Regions from separate parts of the Homo sapiens genome. Here region 2 is linked to region 1. Evidence: chromatin contacts called from ENCODE Hi-C data. All regions are on one chromosome and are shown on one strand. Each heading gives the region's core, a stretch centred on a gene start or an enhancer-like site at or near the end of the contact. The rest is flanking DNA. Distances are from core to core; before and after follow the strand shown.

Region 1 (3,814 bases), core at 116-2,615:
CTCTACTAAAAATACAAAAAATTAGCTGGGCGTGGTGGCGGGGTGCCTGTAGTCCCAGCTACTCGGGAGGCTGAGGAAGGAGAATGGCGTGAACCCAGAAGGCAGAGCTTGCAGTGAGCCGAGATTGCGCCATTGCACTCCAGCCTGGGCGACAGAGCGAGACTCCGTCTCAAAAAAACAAACAAACAAAAAACAAGCAAAAAAAAAAAAAACAAAGTCTGTCCATCTTAGCAACCACTTTGATACTGGAGAAAGGCTCCTGTCCAGAAGGAAGGGCACAGTAGTGAGGTACTTGCCAATGAGCTGGGTAGAGCTGCCACTGGCTGGCTTCGGGAAGTGTTTATCACTGACTGGCTCATGTTCAGAAGCTTGGAGTGAGGCTGTTGTGTACTGGTTGATTTTCAGAGTACGTGTACTGATCTAAAATTATGTAAATTAATGGCAAGTACTTGTTAGTGACTTGGGACTTTGGTCAAAAAACAGTCTTTTCCTTTCCTGAATATGAAAAGTAAGTTCTTTTAATTAGCAGCCTCCCCTCTTCACTGTTTTTTCTTCCTGCAGTCCAACTAACAGAACAGACCATAAAGGTCTGTCCAGATCATTATTTATGGAAGTATGAGATATATATATTTCAGCTGGTGTTAACATTTTATTTAAGTGCCAGTTACTGAGCAGAAAAATAGCTGTAACTACGAGTTTTTGTAATTTATTGGAAAAAGCTAAATATAAGACATTTAGGGTGTCCTCCCAAAGTCAACACAGGACAAGATCATTTAATATAGGACATGTCCTGTGTATACAGGATGCCTAGCAACTGTATGTAGCCACGGGTGTTTTGGTTGTTAAATGAATCTGTCCTAAAAGGTTCTACGCACATCTAGGTCCTTGGAAGGGAGAGGGCTAAAACGGCGAGTGGAAACCATGGTTTCCCTGAGGACTGCCCAGCTGAGGACCCAAGCAAGATCCTGGGCTTGGGCCTCTTAGAGATGACAAAGCAGGCGCCATTCTCCCCTCACCTGCACGGCCCAGGCTTCAGGTGAGCCACGGGGCCAAGGCGGCCAACAGCTGAGGCGCAGCCCGTGAACTGGGGGCCCACTTGTGCCTAGAGGGCGAGGTCTCGGTAGAGCCAGGCTGTATCAGTCCGTGACACTCCAGCCAGAGGCGATGCCGACGGCTGCCGGAGAAAGCCGGGCTTAGAGCGCCACAGTTCCACGCCCGCCGCCGGCCTCTCAGCCCAGCCGGTCGCCGCAACCTCGCCTCTTCCGCAGGGCGGGGCCAGCCATGAAAGGCGGGGCGGGTCTGGCCACGGGGCGACCGAGATGGCGGCCTCCGGGGGCCTAGAGGGACCCTGGGCGTGCACTCGCCCTTCCGGCTCGGCCTTTAGTTAGTGACCAGCTCCTCGGCGTTCTGCAGAGCGTGGGTTTCAGCGAGTTCTACGTGCCAGGTCCGCCCGGTGCCGGCTTCCTCGCTGCCCCTGGCGGCTCGTCAGCCCCCACTACCCCTGAACTTGGTCCCAATGGCGGCCCGCCCCTCCTTCACCCGGACCGTGGGCATCTGGGCCTCGCCGAAGCCGTCAAGGTGGCTGCTCGGGCTTCTAGAGCCCGTGTCCAGCCCTTTGCCACCGAGGCCTGATCCTCTTTTCTGCCCTAAAGAACTTGCCCTGACAGCCTCTGGCTCCCGGTACTGACGTTTCTGATGTTTGGGGTTGCCTGTTTTCTTGGGTGGAGTGTTAAGATCACGGTTGGGTGGGGTCTCCGGTCAGCATCACCCACTGGGACGCTGAGTATTTTACCCTTAATCCGCATTCAGCCACCCCAGTCCCTCTTCTCCTGAGGTTCTTTCTTTTGGGTCCACGTCATCGTCCCTGTAAGCATTCTGTAAAGACTCTTTACGTTTGTAGAGACCCAACACAATAGGGACAGGGCTCTTGGGTCCCTCAGTTTACCCGTACGAATGGGCTCAAAAAAAGCTCTTCGGACTGAGCAGGCAGGTGGAAGATTGTCCTGAAGACTAGGCAGAACAATTCATAAGAAGTTTGGGGCTATCAGCGTGAGAACAATTAGAGGGAGTCCTAGTAGAATCTCCGTGCATCCAGTGCTGGAAATGTGGAAACTGGGAGGGCCATAGGTTGCTGTAGGTGGTGGACGACAGGGTCCTTAGCACTCATGGCTCTTTTTCTCTTAGCTCTTGAGGATCTTGCTTGTCCAAACCCAGAAGACAGTGCATGAAGCCAGGGGACATCCGCCATGCTCCAAACAACTTGGCCTCAGGTGAGCTGAGCTTCTTTCAGTTTTTTTGTTTGTTTGTTTATGTTTTTTTACTCACATTAGCTATCAGATAATCAGGAAAGGATGAGGAAGGCCTAACTTGGCCAAGCTGTGTTTTCCCCTTTGTATCTATCTCCAGGGCTATGGCAGATGTAAATATGTGCTGGGGAAATGAAAGTTTTGTGTATAGAGAGTGATGAGTTTGGATGTATAGATTTAAATGGAAGAAAGGGGACCTATACCAAGAAATTCTTTCTGAATGTGGAAATCCAGATCGTGTTCTAGAAATGAAAGTCACCTACTGAAATCAGACTCATTTTTTGTGAGACGGAGTCTCACTCTGTCGCCCAAGCTGGAGTGTAGTGGCACTATGATATCGGCTCACTGCAGCCTCTGCCTCCTGGGTTCAAGTGATTCCCATACCTCAGCCTCCTAAGTAGCTGGGATTACAGATGTGCGCCGCCACGTGTGGCTAATTTTTGTATTTTTAGTAGAGACGGGGTTTACACCACGTTGGCCAGGCTGGTCTTGAACTCCTGAGCTCAGGTGATCCACCCGCTTCGGCTTCCCAAAGTGCTGGGATTATAGGCATGAGCCACCGCACTAGCTTGAAATCAGAAATTCTTTATTGGAGAGATTGCCCACAAATTGTATTGTATGTATCCCAGAGAGACTAGTATTGTTGCTTTAATATACATTTTCTAAATGCTAGATGCAAGGACTCTGAAGTTGCAGAGAAAGCTGGATGTACTCTAGAAACTGGAAGGGGTCAGAGAAAGTGGTTCAATATGAGATGGAAGAAATAGATACCTGTATTATAGGTCATGGTGAGGACAGTGGTTTCTGTACTGGTTCATTGGGAAGGCACTGAAGAATTTTAAGCAGGGGGATGACATGGTTGGATTTACATATTAAAAAGATTTTCCTAGCCCTTAGTGGCAAATTGATGGTAGAAAGGTGTTGGTCAATTAAGAAGATATTAAGTGTTGTCCTTTTATTTTTTTTGTTTTTGAGACGGAGTTTCGCCTTTGTTGTCCAGGCTTGAGTGCAATGGCGCTATCTCGGCTCACCGCAACCTCCACCTCCCAGGTTCAGGCAATTCTCCTGCCTTAGCCTCCCAAGTAGCTGGGATTACAGGCATGCACCTGTTTTTTGTTTGTTTGTTTGTTTTTTTGAGATGGAGTCTCACTGCAACACCCAGGCTAGAGTGCAATGGTGCGATCTTCGCTCACTGCAACCTCCACTTCCCTTGTTCAAGTGATTCTCCTGCCTCAGCCTCCCGAGTAGATGGAATTACAGGTGCCCGCCACCACGTCCGGCTAATTTTTGTATTTTTAGTAGAGACGGGGGTTCTCCATGTTGGTCAGCTGATCTCGAACTCCCGACCTCAGGTGATCCGCCTGCCTCAGCCTCCCAAAGTGTTGGGATTACAGGCGTGAGCCACTGTGCCTGGCAAGTGTTGTCCATTTTTAAATTTTTTTTTTTTTTGAGACAGAGTCTCACTCTGCCACCCAGGCTGGAGTGCAGTGGCATGATCTCAGCTCACT
Region 2 (3,828 bases), core at 142-2,641, 2.1 Mb after region 1:
ACTAAACTTGATAGGACCTTTTACACTGATAATGTTATTAAATGCTTGTAACTATAAGGTAGACATAATCTATACCGGATAGGTGGGAAAACTGCAGCTGTAAGGCTCAAGAGGTAAAGCTAGATTCAACCCAGACTTCCTTACTTCAAATATTCTAAAGCCTAGGATCTTTCCACCACATCCTTCTTCTACAAATCCAACTTTGGGAATTACAGCTACTCCCTTTCTCTAAAATAATTTCTTCTCCTTAGAGCACTAATAAGCTAATCAGAGACCTGTTGGTAGAGGAAGGAGCCTGAGATTACACTTGTTACAACTGCTCTTTATCCACTGTATTACCTTGAAGTCAGGTTGTCCTCTCTATGATCATGTTACTTTTTGAATTTAGTTGATTTCTAAGTTATTCTAAGAATAAAAAACACTGACTCCAAGATGGCTTCTGTTGCAAATGCAAACACTTAAATCAGAGCTATTAACATTGTCCAAAATGTACTTTCCAGAGGAAACACTATTTGTTTATTTAATTCTATCTGGCAACGTTAAACCATTTCCAGTTGCTTCCATTTTTCATTTTACTAAAATTATCTTTAGTGGGATCAACTCTTCTCTGCAAAATGTAATTAAATATTACCCTATATGTTGGTTCTGAGCTGTATTTTTTTCTGACCATGTCACAAATTTCACCAATTACTTTTCACACTGGCAATAGTCTTCCGTGGCTTTTATTTCTACAAACCTAATTTTTCCCCGAGTGCTTTATCCTTCTGGCTCTGGAGGTACATGTGTAAATCTGTAATGAACACAAAACCTGTAATGGAACGTCCTACACCTAGTGCTCTGAAAAGTTGGTTCAGTGTATCCAATATTTAAAGTCTAATAACACGGGCATGCTAAGGGAAGTTTGCTATTCAGATTAAACAATGCTCTGACGTGAGCTTCGTGAATGGTTAAAGAAACAATCGTCCCCTTTCTCACTCCCCATCTCTTCCAACTGGGAGAAGCCCTTGGCGCCCATCTGTCAGCCCAGGGTTCCTGCAGGCGCGTGCCTTGGGTGGCCCCGGGGTCCGGGAACAGGCTGACGGGAGAAAGGGGACAGAGGACTCCAAGAAGCCCAGTGAAGCCCCGTGGGGAGCCCCATGGTCAAGGCCGGGACTGAGGGCCGGGTGGGCCCTGGGCCGCCTCCACCTCTGGGCCCGCCCTGCGCCACACCCTAACCCGCCTGCTCTTGGCTAACGGGCCGCGGCACCCGCCTCCGCCCGCCAGCCCTCACCTCGCCCGGACGGCGGCCTTCGGAAGTCGGCGCCTGCCAGCTACCCGCCGCCTCCTCAGCAATCTTAGCCGACCGGGAGGGCTCGGCCCAGGTCACCGGCAGCCCAGGCGCAGGTAGGCCGTGGTGCGCGTGCGCGAGTCTTGAGCCACCCCACCTCCCCCCTACCCCGCATTCGCTGCTGCTAAGCGACACCCGCACCCAAACCGACCAATCCCGGCGCGCCTCCACAGCCCCCGTCCCGGCGAAGGCGCGAACGTAGTGGTTCTTAAAGGGCTGCGACCCAAACGGAGAGGGAGTGTGACGGGGGCGCGCGCCTCCCAACTTTCTTCCCACCTCCCGGCTCTCACCGCGGCGGTTTGAGATCCAAGCCTGTAATTCTCACGTCCGGAGGTGAGAAGGAGCCTTCGTGATCTAAGCTCGATTCCTGCCGGGGTAGCAACCGGACTGACGTCTGGAGGCGGGGAGGCTCCGCGTGACAGAGTGATAACGCCCGGGGCGTATGTTCTGCGGTCCGCGCGGCTGGGCGGGAGGCCCGAGATAGGCAAACCAAAGAGCACAACCTACTGCCAGCCTGGATGGGGCGCCAAAGTCCGACCCAGGGGGACACACCCCAAGCTGGGGACCGAGGCACCCACAGATGGATGACTGGCTGGAAGGAGATTAGGTAGGTAGCAGAGTCCGTCCATTTATTCATTTAGCAAGTATTGAGCACCTGCTATGTGCCAGGGGTTGTGGACAAAGCGAGGAATTCCTGACACGAAAAACTATGTTAAGAGAGGAGGCAGGGTGAGAGCACCCTTCAAACAATCAAACACCTGTATAAATACAAACTGCTCTTCAGGGAGGAGCAGGGGTTTTGGGAGAATTTACAGAAGCTTCTAGGCTGGTGTTGGGAATCACAGGAGGCTAACTAGGCAAAGGGGAGAGGAAGTGTGTTTCAGATGGAGAGATTAGCATGTATATAAGAACTCTGTGGAAGGCAGCAGAGCTCCTTTGAGGGATGAAAAGAAACCCAGAAAGGGGGAAATGGAAAGTTAGTGCTTAATAGGTACAGAATTTCAGCTGGAGAAGATGAAACAGTTCTGGAAATGGATAGTAGTGATGATCACACAACAATGTGAATGTACCAAATGCCACAGATCTGCACACTTAAAAATGGTTATGTACATTTTACCACAAAAAGAAAAGAAACTCAGAGTTTAGAGAATAAAGGAGTGGAGTGAGATCCACTAGAGCGAATAGAAGGGGCAGGACCATGTAGGATTTTATGGACCATAGTGGAAAGTTTAGGACCATAGAACACTGGTCAAAATTGCATTTTATAAAACTCACTTTGGCTGCTAAAGTGCAGATCAAAATGGAGAAGTCTCAACAGAGCTATGGTGGGACTGGCCTGGGAGCCAGTGCAGTCATCTGGGCAAGAGAGAATGGAGCTGGAGTGTGGACTAGGGTGAGAGTGAAGAAAAAGAGATCTAAGAAGGCTGCAGAGAAATGTAGGAGCAAAATCAATAGGACTTGGTGATGAGTTGGATGTGAAGGGGCGATGAAGCAGCTTCAAGGATGATGCCACTGTTCAGCCTTGGATAAATGGATGGATGGTGCAGGGATTCACAGATATGGAGAACACTGGAAGAGGAGATAAGATTGATCTTGAGCTCCATCTTAGACAAGTTGAATTTGAGGCACCTTTGAGACTTGGTTAGGATTTTGCGATGATTAGTTTTAGATGTCAACCTGACTAGGTTAAGGGATACTCAGGTAGCTGGGGGAACATTACTTCTGGGTATGTCTATGAGGGTGTTCCCAGAAGATATTGGCATTTAAGTCAATGGACTGAGTAAGGAAGATCTGTCCTCATCTAATATGCGCAGGCACCACATAATAGAACAAAAAGGCAGAGGAAAGGCAAATTCTCTACTCTGGAGTTGGGACACCCCTCTTCTGCCCTTGGCATCAGAATTCCCCGTTCCCCTAATCTCCTAACTCTAGGAGATTAGGTAGTAGAGTCCGTCCATTTATTCATTTAGCAAGTATTGAGCCTTTGGACTCCAAGACTTGTACCAGTGGTTCCCCAGGTTCTCCCGGCTTGGGCCTTGGACTGGGAGATACACCATTCAGCTTCCCTGGTTCTGAGGCCAAGTCTAAGACAGGGTAGTCTTGAACTGAAGCAGTCTACCAGCCTCCCTGGTTCTCCAGCTTGTAGATGGTCTATTGTGGGACTTCTCAGCCTCCATAACTATGTGAGCCAGTTCCCCTAATAAATCCCCTCCCATATATCTATAGATATAGATCTATATTGTAGATATATAGATATCACATTGGTTCTCTCTCTCTGGAGAACCTTGACTAATACAGATGTCAACACAGCAGGTGCATATACAGGTTGCAGGTCAATGTAGAGGTCTGGGCTGAACACAGACTTTTTTTGAGGCTGAGTCTCACTCTGTGGCCTAGGTTGGAGTTTAGTGGCACAATCTCGGCCCACTGCAACCTGCGCCTCCCAGGCTCAAGTGATTCTTCTGCCTCAGCCTCCCAAGTAGCTGGGATTACAAGCATCT

What was found. A loop is a pair of places that touch in the nucleus more often than their neighbours do. Pooled maps may share reads with other maps.
Region 2: a map of natural killer cell shows a loop between it and region 1 (14-fold over the local background). The contact joins the promoter of SEC22C here to the promoter of ZNF621 in region 1. A Hi-C loop is called at or near these places in 2 of 168 maps with a recorded cell type or tissue (CD4-positive, alpha-beta T cell and natural killer cell) and 7 of 50 pooled maps.

What each region holds. Positions count from the first base shown.
Region 1 is chr3:40,523,595-40,527,408 of GRCh38, forward strand. It overlaps ZNF621 (zinc finger protein 621), which reads left to right and starts at 1,366. Exons shown (of 5, transcript NM_198484.5): 1 at 1,366-1,680; 2 at 2,185-2,270. The coding sequence starts at 2,247. RefSeq lists enhancers at 968-1,057, 1,336-2,148, 1,708-1,847 and a silencer at 1,248-1,407.
Region 2 is chr3:42,580,576-42,584,403 of GRCh38, forward strand. SEC22C (SEC22 homolog C, vesicle trafficking protein) reads right to left here and starts at 1,392. Exons shown (of 7, transcript NM_032970.4): 1 at 1,271-1,392. It also overlaps a transcript of SS18L2 not described here. RefSeq lists enhancers at 859-1,685, 1,678-1,807 and a silencer at 1,148-1,477.